Regions from separate parts of the Homo sapiens genome. Here region 2 is linked to region 1. Evidence: chromatin loops called from intact Hi-C (ENCODE). Cell type or tissue: IMR-90. All regions are shown on one strand.

Region 1 (8,000 bases):
GAACTTGAGCAAACAAGTCCGACCCCTGCAGTGACTCTTGGGAATGATCTAGAGAAAGTTCATGAGTTGGAATGAAAGCCAGTCAAGGATTAAAAGAGACAACTTAACGAATTGTTCAAAGTTGCATGCTCATTTCAGTGCTGAACATATGCTAAATGTTCATTAGTAGGATCTAGAAATAAATCTATAGGTTCCAAGTGTTTACATTATGATGAAGGAAATCATAGGCATCCATTTCAGCCTCCTGCCATCCCCTCCACTCTAAGTACTTCAGAACTTTAAACTGAATTATCCAGATCACCACAAGATAAGCAAACCAACAAAAAGCCCTCTTTTTGTCAAGAAGTGTCTTTAGAAGAATTCACCCAAGGATTCCTTTTTTTTGAGACAGAATCTCGCTCTGTCACCTAAGCTGGAGTGCAGTGACACGATCTCAGCTCACTGCAACCTCTGCAATCTCTGCCTCCTGGATTCAAGCAAATCTGCCTCAGCATCCCGAGTAGCTGGGTCTACAGGTGTGTGGCACCACGCCCAGCTCATTTTGTATTTTCAGTGGAGACGGGGTTTTGCCATGTTGGCCATGCTGGTCTCAAACTCCTGCCCTCAGGTGATCCACCTGCCTTGGCCTCCCAAAGTGTTGAGATTACAGGCTTGGGCCACTGCGCTTGGCCCCTCTCCCAATCCAGAATTTCTTTAGGTATCTTCTTCACAAGGACGCAGGCTGTGATGTGCGGCCAAACTATTAAAATTGGCTTTTAACTGAAAGCACCACCAAGTAGAAAAACTCAAGTTTATCACGTACAGGTGTGTTTTAAAGCCTCTCAGAGGCCACAGATTCCCAGTAGTGAAACAGGAATTGAGTCCTCCCGCCCCCGGCTCCTTTGCTTTGCTCAGGGCACCATCTGCATCGTTAACGCAGGATGCCTATAGGACAGAAGCCGCCCAAGGATCCCTGAACCGTAAACGGGGCCAGCCCTACAAGTAGGAAACGCATGAGGATATGCACACCTCGAGCTGGGGGAAACCGAACATCAGCCTCATAACATTAATTCTTCCATTCTTGCTTCCTGTCTTGCAAACTGTAGTGTTTGCTGTCTACTGAAATTCCCTATGAAAATACAAAACCTTTGGAAGAAATTACTTTGCATTAGCTGAGGCAAATTTTGTTTAGTTCACCATTTTTCTTCGGGAGACCTGCCAGACTAACAGCTGCCATAGGGCTCTATTCTTTTAAACAGACTGTTTTGAATGGTATATTACTGGTCTTAGATTTAGTTATGTGGATACACTTGAAGCTTTCTTCTGCTGGATCAACTTCTGAGTGTGGTCACTGAGTTTTGCAGTTATTGTTATAATAGACTACAGCACTTCAGATTTGGGAAGAATAATCTCAATTTCAGACCCAGTATCTTAACCTCCCCTAAGTACACCTATCTCTGTCACATAATAAGTCCTACATTTTGTTTTGGAAAATATGCTCGTGCCACACCTGTGTGCATAAACGGAAGGGAATCACTAATTCTCACCCTCTCCTGGATAAAAGTAATGCAAAAACTCAACCACATGTGCAGATGAAACTGGAAGGAAGCACGTGATTTTTTGGGACCATGGGGTGAAAAGAAGGGATTACTCTAGAGAAAAATGAAACTCCAGCCCTGTGCCACACATCGGCGTGGAATTTCAGTTTATACCATATGCATGGGGAGGGCATCGCAAACCGGTAAGCTAGTTAACATTATGTTGGCCTAGGACCTGGACACCTGTGCATCCTCCAGCAGAAGCAAGCACCCCCACAGCCCTGCAAAGGCTCTTTCACAGCTGCGAGAATGTGGGGTTGCAACTTGCTCATCATTAAGTTTTGTTTAGATTTAGAAGTAATGTGGGCACTTGTTGCAGCCTTATTCATGAGAACAAAAATGAGAAATCATCTACGTGGTTAAAACTCAGGGGTTGACTAAATTCTAATATAGCTACACAATCACTTTGCACTCTATGAAAATTACATTTTAGAACATTTTATAACATAGGAAAATACACAGTTTGCATAAATACAGCAAATTATAAAATAGTATGTGCAATATGATTCAAAATTTGTTTGTAAAAAGTACCTATAGACATAAGAAAGATTCTGAAAAAAATTTGGCTAAAAAGCAATAGTATTTATTTCTGGGAATAAGGATTACATTTTAAAGTGTTTTTTCTTATTATTTTATTTTTCCAAATGACCAAAAAACATGTGTTTAGTATAACAGTGTGACAAAAAATATCAATTCAATATTTCTAAAAATAAGGTTAATTCTCACCAGAGAGCACATTTGAAAGCTTTTTTACCAGAAGATAAAAATTGCTTGGACTGTTTTAAGGGCAGCTTTATCTATCCAGGAAGTGAGACAGAAGGGCTGGAGTCTCCGTGGTTATGAAATTTGTGATAAACACCCACCCATGGTGATTTTCTTTATTTCTATGTTTGTTTCCTTCTTTCTCTTTTTCTTTTCTTTTCTTTTTTTCTTTTATCTTTTTTTTTTTTTTTTTGCCAGTCTGCAGTTTGTTTTCTTCCAACTCAGAGTTTGGGGTTAATAACAATACACTGAAATTATGCCCTAGGATAAAGCTATGGTTTAAATATGCTAATTTCCATGTTTTAAAGGAATAAAATGTAATGTCCTGTTATCGGCAAGTTAATGGGGAGGAAATCTACAACAAGGAACTTTACATACTGCATTGTTTAGCTCACATTTTCTATTCCCTGATAAGCAACTTAACTTCCAATGTCTTACTCTATGAGATTATAATAACAGACCTTTTAAACTGTTAAGGGGATGATGTACCGAAATGTCTGTAATAAATTATAATTTTACTTTTATGACAATTCAAATGAAGAGCAAATATGATGTTATTACACTATTAGAACTGTTAATATCTTTACCATAAGATGATAAATTATAGCCCCTGCGCCAAGTGTAGTTCAGTGCTTGTTTTGGTGCCATGTATGAGCTAATAATGATTTTTACATTTTTAAATGGTTGGGGAAAAATTTAAAAAAATTTTCATTAAATGTAAAAGGAATATGAAATGCAAATTTGTATTTGTAGTTTTACTGAAATACAGCCATGATCATTTTACATGGTGCCCAGCTGATTTCACATTATAATGACTTCTTGAAAGAACTGTGACAAAGAGCATATGGTTCTCAAAGCCTTAACTATTTACTAAGCTTTACAGAGAAAGTTTGCCTGATCTAGTATTTTCGAGGTGGTTCTGAATATTCTTTGTATTTTCTACCCTCAGCCGCTAGATGGCATAAAAGATCCTTAAGCCAGTAGAAAGAATAAACCAAAAACCAAAAAACTTCTGCCCTACAGAGGATATTTACATTTTCAATTAAGTCATCCTCTAAAAGGCAGTTCTTTCAGCAGTACAAAACTTTTTGCTATATGTGTTCAACAAACTAAAAATTAAACGTTTAAAGGAAACTAAAAGCATTAATTTAGTCTAGAAATAATGTCTGCACTGAAATTTAGCTTTTATTCACTTCTGCCTGGAGTAAATATTATGTGAATATGCACTATTAAAGAGGCTCCCCAGTTTTACTGTGTCTATACAAAATTCTTTTCTTATTAGACTGAATTTCACTTCTCCAGTTGCCAGGCTAATACAATCAACTGAGCCAACTGGATTTAGAATAAGGTGGGAATGTGTGTGTGTGGATGGGTGTGTGTGTGTGTGGGTGTGGATGCTTGTGTCCAGCACCAACTTTTACTTATTTTAACTGAATTTAAGTGGTCTTAAAGGATTTGACTGAATAGCTCTCTATAGCATGTGCCCTCTCTCTCTCTCTTTTTGTTAGCACTGTATAGACACAGTCAGCCACAACTAGTTTTACCACGGCCAAATTTTACACATAAATCAATCAAAGCAAGGCCACTGGGCCCTCTCACACATTCTGTCTTTATAATTTACGATCACATTAAAACCACATTATGATGTCTTGAAAGGATGCAAACCTGTATTGCTGGTATGGTAATAATATTCATGTTCTTTTAAATTGCAGGTTCCTCATTTCTCAACAAGAAGACAAAAAGCACTACATTACCATCCAGAGGCACAGCAGAGAGAATTCTGGCACCGTCTTCACCTAACACTCACACCCTCTTCTACTGTTACAGAGGTAAGTGGTCAGGCATGAGTGGGGCAGGAGAGGGCACCCCCCACCCACCAACCGGGAACGTCAGGAGACCATAAGGTGATAGTCAGGAGGTTTTTACACTGTTTCTCTAAAATAGTAATTGGTTGCAGCTGGGGGCTTGGGAAGGCAGTCTCCCAATATACAGAAAAAAAACAAAACTGGTGATCAACAGTTTCCCGATAAGACTTCAGGAGTTGGGTGAGTGGGCTCAAGCATGTGCAGTAAGAGGTAAAATGGCGGAGTTTAACTGGTACATGACCTTGTAGGAGCATTCGGTGAGGGAAGAGCACTTCAAGTGAGCGAAGAGCACTTCAAGTGAGCATGCGCACAACTCCAGTAAACAGACTACATGCAGCCCCTCCCAAGGGCTGGCAGGCCACTGTGCATGCAGACAGCCCACCCCCAGGGAAGAATCAGGGGAAAAGGGGCCCAAGACCCCGGAATCAAGCCAATGTATAAAACCCCAGTCAAAGGTCAAACCGTGCACTTGATCTCAAGTCGCCTGCTTAGCCCACTTCCAAGTGTACTTCACTTCCTTTCATTCCTGCTCTAAAGCTTTTTAATACATTGTCACTCATTCCTGCTCCAAAACTTGCCTCAGTCTCTCCTGCCTTATGCACCTCAGTAGAATTCATTTTTCTAAGGAAGCAAAAATTGAAATTGCAGCAGATCCATGGGAATTCGCTGTCAGTAACATACTTTGGTGCTGCGAGACTCAGATGTGTTTCACTGCTAACATTACCATTTCTGTCCCCTTTCTTTTTTCTGGAACTGTCAATTATGAACCTTTCCTCATGCAAAGAAAAGTTCAAATAGGACAGTGGATAACCCTATACTGATCACCTAGTTTAAATAATTTGATTTGTCTTCTCTCTGTTAACTATTCCTATGTATGTATGTATCTATCAATCTATTATGTTGGTTGTTAAGCCATTTTTAAGTTGCAGACATCAAGGCACAGCTTATCTAAATAACTCACCATGTATCTCCTAAAATAATGGCATTTTTCTGTCTACCCACAAAACCATCATACACCTAAGAAATCAGCAATAATTCTATAGTCCAATATCCAGTGAACATTGAAATTTCTCCAATTTAACCCCAAAAAAGTTTTAAGAATTTGTTGTTGAACCAGGATCTGATCTACAGCTGTGCTTCACACAGGTTTAAGTATCTACTGTGCTCCTCTGAACTAGACAGTTGCTGCCTCCACTCTCTATGCAGGCCTCTTTTCCATGCTGATTTTTTTTTTAAAGACCCATTCATTTGCCTTGCAGAATCCACATTTTGAATTCTTTTGATTGTTTTTCTTGTGGAGCTATTTAAACTGTTTCCTAGCCTTTATATTTTCTGTAAATGGGAGGTTAGGTCAAAAGTCTTAACCATATGATGCTGTATAGCTCATCTGTTGCATCACACTGAGAGGTGTGAAATGTTAAGCTATCTCAGTTTTGATCATGTTGACTTCAATCAATTCCTCAAGATATTGATCACACCTTTGGAAAGATGTTATTTTTTTTCTTTGCAATTAGCAAGCACCAACAAGGTTCTACTTTGTCATTGTGCAACCACCACGACCTTTATAGTAATTATTTCAGGTGTGGACATAATAGAACATATCATTAAGGATTGATGAATAGTAATTCTCTAATTCTATTATTCCTTTGCCCTGTCATTATCTAACATCATCCTGCATGGAGGAATTTTCTCTCATTCACTGAGAATGACTTATTAAAAGTCAAAGTAAATGCTAGATTCTTTACCTTTAATTCTCATTTTCATAGTAAGGATTTGGTGTAATAGTCATCTCCAATCGAAGCAAAGTATTTGATGTTTCTCCCTTTCTCTCTCACACCAGAGACTTATGTATTTTCTTATTTATTTGTTTGTTGGTTTGTTTGCTTTGAGACAGGGTCTCACTCTGTCACCCAGGTGGGAGTGCAGCGGTGTGATCATGGCTCACCGCAGTCTTGACCTCCCAGGCTCAGGTGACGCTCCCACTTCAGCCTCCTGAGTAGCTGGGACCACAGGTGTGCGCCCTCATGCCCAGCTAATTTTTTTTGTAGAATGGGGTTTCACCATGTTGCCCAGGCTGGGACTTTTATTTTTAAGCTTTTACAATTAGTTAATGTTTCTGACGCTTAATTTGTTCTCGTATATTAGGCCCATGAAACGCCTTTCTAGCTGGATGCTGTGGCACATCCTTATTGTTCTTCGGTGTAAAATGTTCTTCCTGATCTTCTTCCCCAGCTGAGACTCTGTGTCTTATTCCTACACATGACAGCTCCCTGTCCTCCTGCATCCCAGCGGCATCTCCATCTGAAGAGACCACTGTCTTCCTTCCAGACTGTGTCATCCAATACAATGAAAGTGCTAGACTGCTTCACCCACCCCCACAAAATCTTTGCTTAACACAGCAATTGCCTGCCATCAAGAATAACCCCTGTAAATTCACAATGCCAAACCAAGGTCCCAAAGGCGTGGGGGGACAACCTCTCCTGGAAATGCCATAAGGATTTCTCTTACCTTGCATAGTAGTCATTGGGTGGAACTGCCTCTTGAAAGAATTGGAACTGGTATAAATAAAGTCCAATCAAATGTCCAGCAGTGAAAATAGCCAGCAGAACACAGAGACAGCTGAACAGCAATGGGTCGAACGTCCGGCACCAGGACCACCAGGTGCACAGACCCAAAAATACAAAAAAATACACAGATGATGTCAAAGACGGCAACATCATGCCTAAGGAAGAGAAACGTAATCACAAAGTCAGGTAGAACTGGAAATTCACTTATCATTCAGTGAATGTGACTATTTGAAATTATGTGAATTTCCTTCAAGTGTTTTTAGGTTTTTTAAAATAGTAATTTTTAAAAATCATGTTTGATTTATATAATAAAAATTAATGCTAGATTTATTGTGAAAAAGTCACATATGAAATGATAACTATAAATACAAAGATATACCAGATGATTAAAAAAATTCCACCTGTGGCGTCTGAACTAAGTAAATGTCTACTTTTCATACCAGTAGCATCTGCATATTTACTTGCCTGTTTCCATCTTTCTACTTCTCCCAAATTTTCAAGAATTCATGTATCTGTATGTCTGTTCCAACCTTTCCTGACACCATTTTCTTTATAATAATTTACTACTTTTTTTTTTTAAGTTAACTAGTACATCCTGGCCAATTAAACTCTCACTGTGCCATGCTTATTTTATTTTATTTTGTTTTGTTTTATTTTATTTTATTTTTTGTAGGGATGGGGTTTTGCCAAGTAGCGCAGGTTGGTCTTGAACTCCTGGGCTAAGTGATCTTCCCTCCTTGGCCTTCCAAAGGGCTCGGATTACAGGCATGAGCCACTGCTCCTGGCCAATAACTCCTTTAAAAGTGTTTTTAAGGAATCATAAATAAAGCCATCACCTTAGGGCAAAAGGAGTCTGTTTTATTGGGCATTTTGAAAGGACTCCTCATTAAAATGTTGTGGTTTATTTCTTGAGAAATTCTACTGTCATTTCCCCCATTTTTCCCACTATTAAAAAACAGCTAAGTTGCTGCATCTTTGCAGTTTGCTTGAGTCTACTCTAATACGCCTCCCATAGCTCCGGGGCAGTGGTGAGCAGTGGAATGGAAGGAGGGAAAAGATCAAGATAACATTATTATGGAATAAGCGGTCCAAGTCCAAAATTTAAAGGAAGTGAGCGTCTGTGCTGGAAGATTACAATCTAACTTAGGAAGAAAAATAGTCTATCCTGGAGAGTTATATTAAGGTGACTATGGACTCATGTAAGCAGACAGACCTCCAGAACCCACAAT
Region 2 (8,000 bases), 290 kb before region 1:
ACTTTCGGAGGCTGAGGTGGGCGGATCACGAGGTCAGGAGTTCAAGACCAGCCTGGCCAACATAATGAAACCCCATCTCTACTAAAAATACAAAAAATTAGCCAGGCGTGGTGGCAGGTGCCTGTAATCCCAGCTACTTGGGAGGCTGAGGTAGGAGAATCGCTTGAACCAGGAGGTGGAGGTTGCAGTGAACCAAGACCGTGCCATTGCCCTCTAGCCCGGGCGACGGTGCAAGAGTCTGTCTCACCAAAAAAAAAAGTATACGATAAACATCAAGACTGTCCTCAGCTACTCTACCTGTAATCGCCTCCCTCCACCCCAGATTGCTCTTGCTCTTGTTTGATTTGACTTTATAGCACTCCCCGGCTCTGGAAGTTGTGCTGTGTGTTGATGTTTTCGTTGTGTGTCTCCCCCATTAAAATGTGCTCCACGAGAGCCATGGCACCCTTTCTCCCTCTTCCTAGAACAGTGCTTGGCACATATTACACTTTCAATAACTGTTAATAACTACATGAGCAAAAGCACTCAGCAAATGCTATTCTGTTTTGATTGAAATTGGCAGGCCTTTAGTAATGTGGTTCCCACTCATTTCTACTCACCAATACTTACCCAACACTTTTAAAAACAAATAGACGCCATGCTACTCAGTTCATGAAGAATTTTATTTAACTTACGGGATTCTTTGTTTTCCCCAGCCCTCCATGCCTACTTTAGAGACTGAACATACCCTACTAGATAGTAGGCCAAGGCACATTCAGGATTTCAACATGTGCTTTGAGAAATACGTAAGCACATGGAAATGCTTTCAGCTACCTGCCTCTCAGGGCCCAGCATGGATCTCTTCCATGATTCTTGGGTGCCACCTTTTCCAAATCTCAGAGCCAAACCAAAAGCTTTTATTGCCTGAAGCTAAGATGAGATTTGGCAGTGATTTCACAGGAATGATACGTGAGGTGGGCAGTGATTGGGAAAGAAGAAATTAGAAACAAAATTGGTCTGAACGGCCCTGTTCAAATATTTGAACCTATACACAGAAATCTTGCTTCTCCTCTTTACTGAAAGTACTTCCGTAGCCCTTTCTAGAGGTTGGGCTTTACAGTTCAAGAAGTGGAACAATCTACACCTTACATGATTTGCACCGAAGACCTTGACGGGGACAGTCAGCACTTCAGTGGCTTATCACATAGACTGCTTGTTGGATCCTATCTTTGAAAGGGTTGTGTTAAAAATTGAACTCATGTTTCATTTTTTAAGTGTGATTTAGGTTCAGTCCTAAATAAAACAATGATATGTGCTTAGTTCTGCAATAACAAAGTCAAGTGTCCTTAGCTGAAGGACCACAAAACCACCATTGCACCTATGATTCAGGCCCATAAGTGAAGGACGGTCTTGCGCCCTAGCATTGTGACCCTGTCAGTCTTTGGGATGCTTTTGGTCATAGATAATTGAGAACAAACCTATTTGGAACATCTCATTCTCTTGTTCATGTCTCTGGAGGCTTCATTCTCCAGAATGGGAAGCAAATCCCCTAGCCAGCCCGAATGCCTCTCTTCCAGGATCTATACAGGAGAAAGACCAGAATTTTCCAAGCACCTGGCCTTTTTTTCTGAGTGCTTGTATGTTTCTATCATTGACCTAAATGATAGGATGAAATTAGAAGTGACACCAACAAAGTTTTGGTTTATGATGAAAGAGCACTTGTTAGTACTGAAGGACTGAGTGCGCCCCCACCACCATTCCTATTTTCAGAGCTGAGCATCATCTTAAATAATGTAATGCTATGATCCTAACTGATTGATTCTCTTGACAAAAAGAGTGAGTTAATGTATCCCTATTATCAGAGAAGAGAGTGGACAGTACAAGAAGAGGAAGTGAGTGGGGCAAAGGTGTTAGCATAGTCCCACTGAGACACATGAGGCTCCTCACACCTCAGTCCTTGTTCTTGCGGTGAGCATGGGCTGAGAGTCTCCATATGGACAGAGTGGCAAGCTGTGACCTCTGGCCCACAGGGACTCACTGGCCACCAGACCCTGGCTCTGTCCCCATCCTCTCAGCTCCTTACCTCCTCCATGTGCCTTGTAGACAGCTACAGGAGAGACAGAAAATTCACAGGCACAGATTGCTCTGATGGTCACCAGAAATTCCAGTGAGAATAGGGACAGGATGACAGAAGTTACTTGACAAGTGGAAATCAGCGTGGCCCAGGCATCTGGAGGGAGTTCCCTGACATCTCTGAGCTGCACAGCCACCTGGTCCAGGACATGCACGTACATGTTCCCCAAGTGAGCTAGAATGGTAGGGGTGCCAAAAGTTTCCAGAAGCTGCTGGTAATCCATCCTGGTCCGGGTGACTCCAGCCGGCAGTGACCCTGGAGTTAGGGGGTGCTCTACAGCCAGGCTGGCTACATGATTTGCAGGGCCCAGTGCAAAATGAACATGCAGGAAATGCAGAGACCTCCCTCTGCAGTCACTCTGTTGACCTGCCATGGTGTTTTTCGTTTGCTATTCCATGTCTTGCTTCAGGAACAGACCTGCGTGGGTGTGTGGACCCATGCCTTGTGACGTGGCACAAGGTGTGCATCCAGCCCAACCCTCCCTGTGCCCATCTCTGATGGGGAGTGCAGCTGCACTTTCTGGGCAGGGTCGGGGAGTGGGCTGCCAATGGCCCATTATTGGATGGACCCTGCAGGAGGATGCAGCCTCCACTGTCCCATCAGACTTAGCTTACAAAACATAAATTCTAAGATAGTTGTTGAGAACTTCAAGACATCCCCACGTGCAGGGCCTTCAGAGTGTGGGCCTTGTACATTTGCACTGGCCACCTGCCTGTGGAGCTACCGGGACTCCAGCACAAGGTGTCTGAGCCAGACTTCAGCATGTGGAAGCCAGGTGTCAGGGGCTTCAGGTGAGGCATGAATGGCCCCCTCTGGCATGCAGCTTTCATGTCTAGATGTGCACCTGGGAGCCCCTTGCACCCCTGACCCTGGCTTTTATTCCATCCTGGAGGAGTTTGCCATGGGCTGTGAGGATCTTAGATCCAAGGTCCACCCTGGGAGGGTGGCAAGGGTTCTCACAGGCCACGCAGTCATTTGCTGAGGCCTTTGAGGTTCTTTACTGAGGAATCAACAGAGGCAGATAACATTTCCTATGCTGACACGGGTCCCTTGTCACAGTTGAGCGTGCTTGAATTATTAAGCTCAGAGATTCCCCCTGGGAGTGAGGGGAGGACACCATTGTGGGGAGCAGGGGGAGGCTTAAGGAAGCCCAGGATGTTCTCAGGCTGCAGTAGCAAACCCTGAGACCCCATAAGAGTGCATAGGAAAGGCTGCTGAAGTTAGAGCCCAAGTTCATCCAGACATCTCTGACTCGCCTCTGAGCAGCTGTGACCTGGCGTGCCTGTGTCCACAGGCTTCCTTGTTCAGCCCTTGCTCTCTAAAGTACAGGGCATGTTTGGCTTGGTGACGACGCCACAGGCTGTCCATGTTGCCCTCTTGAAATGCCCCCTCACCCTGCCCCTCCCCAGCCTAGGCTGTGTGTCCAGCAGCAGCCATGAGCCCCCTGCTTACAGACGGAATGAAGGAAACAGGGCAGAGAGGGCACATTGCAAGTCTGTGGAGAAGCAGCCACAAGGGGTGCGACATGAGTAGATCACAGAACAGAAGGGAAACAGAGAGTGAGGGAAGGTGAGATGGAGGGAAGCCAGCAGCCCACGTGAGAAACGGGCAGGGAGGGAGGGAAGATGGTGGAACCCAGTTAGGTCTGTCCCGAAGCCTTGAGGGGGCTTTCCTGGGAGGGAGCTTAGCCGGGGCGTCCCCTGGGAGGTGCTTGTGCCTGGTGAGCTCTCGGGGCGGTGAGGCCCTCTCGTTGTCAGGGTCTTCTCCAGAGCGCTTCCCTGGCATCGGAGCTTATAACCACCTCATGCTGCCTTCCACTAGCAAACGTTTTTGGAATGGAACGAACACGTTTATTTGCAATTTATTCCCCGCCTTCCCTCTGTTTTTGGCATAAGAAACAATTCAGGTTTATCAAGGAGAGTCCAGGGTCAGAATTTTTCTAACCACCAGGTGGCGCAGAGCAAGCTTACAGATTCCAGAGCAGGGAGAAAGCTGGTCCTGACTAAAGCACCAGGGCCCACTGCGACCAAGACTTTACGCGGACCAATCCCAAGCCTACTACCCTACCGACAGAGAGTGAGGATAAATTATAGAATTGGTGCATAGGATTTGCGCTTACCGATCAGATGAAAACTTGCAGCCAGGGTGTGTTCTTTGAAGTACACATGCATGTACACAGACACTCGGCGTGCAAATGCTTATTCTATTCACCCCTTGTCCCTTTCCTGGCCCTGAGCCGTGACAAAATGACATGGTGGATAACAGCTGTTCTGAGTGTGGCTGAGGCTCTGTCCTGGGCACTGCTTCTCTAGGGCGGTTCTCTGTGTGGTCTGTTCTTTCACTGCCCATCATTGAGCATCCCTGGCCCTACTCAGGAAATACTCATGGCATCCCTCAAGAACCATGATAAGCCAAAAATGTCCTCACACGTGTGCAGGGGCTGCACCCTGGGTTGGGGTATTGTCCCCTCCTGGGAACCACAGACAGATTTGAAAATGCAAGATCCCTCTTTTTCACCCCTCTGCCGTAAACACTTAGGAAATGTCTGCACACACCATCATAGATCTGCGCTGTCCTATGGGATAGCCAGCTGTTAGGATTTCAGTTAATTAAAATGAAAAATAAAATACAGTTCCCTTCTTTGGTCACACTAGCCATATTTCAAATGCTCCATAGCGCCATGTGGCTACTGGCTACCATTTTGGACAGTGCACACATACACAGAAGGCATCTCTATCACTGCAGAAAGTTCTATTGGATAGCCCTGGTCTGGAATATTCTTTTGAGGCACATCTAAGCACTGTTTTAGCCCCAAGCCACAGAACCCTGCATTAGAGGACCCAGTGCAGGAGTGTCTGACAAACCAACCCTGGCAATTTAGCAGCCACAGCACTCAGAGGACCCCTTCCCCCCACAGGTCATGTAGGATGGAGGTCTGCTCTGAAGCTCTGGAAGCAGCTCTTACCGGTCACCCCTCATTTGTCTGCCTCTCTCTGAGTCCTGGAATCCTACACAGGCTACATCAGGGTGTGTATTGTCTGGGCCCCCAAGCAACCTGTCATCTTTTTTGTCTGACTGACTGGATTTATTCTCTCCTCCTTGAAAGTTCACAATGTCACCGAAAGACAAAGTCCTTGGCTCTTTTTTCCCTTTCCAACTAGATTATTGGAGTAGAGGAAGGTTTTCCTAGTTTAGCTTCCCAGAGACATTCAAAAGTTTCTGATAGGAATACCCGCTACTGGCCGGGCGCGGTGGCTCACACCTGTAATCCCAGCACTTTGGGAGGCCGAGGCGGGCAGATCAAGAGGTCAGAAGATCGAGACCATCCTGGCTAACACAGTGAAACCCCGTCTCTACTAAAAATACGAAAAAATTAGCCAGGCATAGTGGCGGGCACCTGTAGTCCCAGCTACTCAGGAGGCTGAGGCAGGAGAATGGTGTGAACCCGGGAGGCGGAACTTGCAGTGAGCTGAGGTCACGCCACTGCATTCCAGCCTGGGTGACAGAGCCAGACTCCGTCTTAAAAAAAAAAAGAAAAAGAAAAATACCCCCTGCCCTACCCTACCCTCCTCTGAGTTACACAGAGATCGTTAGGCAGTAAGTGCTTGGAAGCAGGGAGGCATGAAGGTTCCTCAGTAAAACACTGTGGGAGTTGCCTTCAGGATATCCACCACCCTGCCCAGACAGGCTTTGCTGCTCCCAGTAACAATGATATGTAAGCGATTAGTGCACAGAGAAAGAGCGAGAGGGGGAGATGGATTTGCACTAGAAGCTCCACAGGTGAAGGTATGAGCCTTCTGAAGAATCGAGGGCCCACCCAGTACTTTTTTCATCTCAACTGTTTGTTTCTTAACTCTTTCCAGCATGCGGCATTTCTCAGAGTGAGTCACAGATGGTTATTCTGAAGAGATGCTCCTTGAAAAAAATTCCAAAAAAAAAAAAAAAACCCAGCTGAAAATGTTTAAGAAACTCTATGTAATATTTTCTGGAACTACATGCCACAGCCTATTAAAGGTTTTGAGAAGTGCTATAGACAAGAAAGCCCTTGAATATTGTTTGACTCAGCACGTCTGTAACACACTGGACTGTAGTGACCTCTCAGAAAACATCCACTCACACTCTGTGGACGAAATCCCAGGAATACACAACCATGATATACTACCCGCAGGTTGTCCACCCCACACCTCAAAGGCAGTGATGTGAAGGTTTTCTGAGTTCAAGCTTCTGCTGCACAGCAGCACTGAGCTCTTGCCTGCCCGAGAGAAGGAATTTTTACCATGGTGAGAAATAGCCATTTCATAACCCTCATAGCGCTAGTGAGAAAAGATATCTTATTATCATTGGCAACCACAACTGCACTGGCAGCCACACAGCACTTTACAGTTTACAGAGGGCATCGTTAGTTTTCAATGCCTAACAACCCTGGGCAATAGGAAGACCATTATCAGGGTAGGATCATTTCCACAAATTTAAGAAATTTACCCTAAATCATTGAGTTGGTGGAGTAGAAATTCACAATGAAATCTTTTGCTTCTAAGTCCCTGGTGTTTTTCTCTATCAAGTGTGATCCAGGGTGGCGTTTGCTGCCAGGGGCTTCTTCCAGCCACATGCTGTAGTTCTGCTCCCTAGACCTAGGGTAAAAGTCTACTTCTGTTGCTGTTGTTAAGGCCCAGGACTTGGAATTAATAGACAAGGATTCCAATTCCAGGTGTGATATCAGAAAACCCATAAACCCCTCTACACTAGCTTCCTCTTTGGTGATCATTCCTCTTCGGTGATCGTTCCTGCTTAGCATGGTTGTCAGGATGTGCTAAGACGGAAGAGAATAGAACACGATTTACGCTTCAAGGAGCTTAAGGACCCCAAATGAGCTGATCCACCCTTGACAGGCAGCGTAGTCCAGTGGTTACCGGAGAGGACTCTGGAGGCGCCCTGCAGGGGTCAATGCCAGTGCCCCGGGCCACATGACCTTGGGCAAGTGACTTTCCCTCTCTGGGCCTCTGTTTCTCCACCTTTACATGGGGTTCTTTGGAGTCCTCACAGCTGAGTTGTTGGAGAATTGAATGAGGAAACATATGCAAGCCACTTAGAATGATGCCTGGCACACGTTTGGGAAGTCACTTTAGAAGGGCCTTTCTGGGAAGGATGTAGAAGGTGAACCCAACAACCCTGACGTGGTCAAGTCCATTTGCCAGGCTGAGGCTGGGTGGTGGCTTGGCAGCTTCTGGACGGCAGGGAACCGGTTTATGGACAGGCTGGCACTGCTCTTTCAGTTTTATGTTTCAAATTCCGAATTTCCAAAGGAAAACATCTGGTCTCTCAAAGGAACCAATGAAGGTGAAACGGCTGGCATTTATCCCAGGTGACGGTGGCAAGAGTACAAATCTGAAGTCTGACTGCATTGCCTCTGACTCAGCAGACCTGTCCTCAGCCCAGAAAATGCCATGTCCTCGCTGGGCTCAGCTCAGCATCCCTGAGGGTGAAATCCACCCCTTTTCTATGCTTGGTCCAAGCGTCTATGTGTGGTGTGCCCTGCCCTGGGCCCTGGCTCTTGGCCTCAGGCCGTGATTGCATTTCCACCGCCAGGAAGGAAGACCTGTGCTCTCGTGTGAGGACCAGCTGGCATGTACTTAGCGTAGACACAGGATCTATCAGGGCAGGGCTCGCAGAGCAGAGCAGAACAGGGGGCGTCTGCTCACCCTCCCAAAGGTATCGGTCCCATCCTGGCTCACCTCATCCCTTTTTTGGGGGCCCCTTCTCCTCTTCCAGACTTTTTAAATAGGGGTTGGGGCTCCCCCTTTCTCTCTTTTCTCTCTTTGTGGACACAGTACTTCCTGTGGGTAATTTTTCTGATGATTCTTGAATTTCAGCCTCTGCACCAGATCCG

Evidence for each region. A loop is a pair of places that touch in the nucleus more often than their neighbours do. Peaks named below come from ENCODE experiments on the same cell type or tissue, not always from the same donor. Only the 100,000 strongest peaks of a DNase experiment are listed, where the experiment ranks them.
Region 2: it touches region 1 in a loop (5-fold over the local background); 6 of 110 quality-filtered maps call a loop at or near these places.

The regions. Positions count from the first base shown.
Region 1 is chr18:10,848,641-10,856,640 of GRCh38, forward strand. It overlaps PIEZO2 (piezo type mechanosensitive ion channel component 2), which reads right to left. Exons shown (of 56, transcript NM_001378183.1): 7 at 6,713-6,926. Among named protein-coding and RNA genes, the nearest start is that of MIR6788, 93 kb to the left of the region's middle. In IMR-90, a CTCF peak has its summit at 3,303 (motif pointing right); a DNase peak (open chromatin) is centred at 3,321; H3K27ac peaks cover 173 bases.
Region 2 is chr18:10,556,575-10,564,574 of GRCh38, forward strand. No RefSeq gene overlaps it. Among named protein-coding and RNA genes, the nearest start is that of NAPG, 35 kb to the left of the region's middle. RefSeq lists enhancers at 3,428-3,487, 3,840-4,342 and a silencer at 3,918-4,212. In IMR-90, a CTCF peak has its summit at 4,060 (motif pointing right); DNase peaks (open chromatin) are centred at 4,087 and 5,987; H3K27ac peaks cover 178 bases.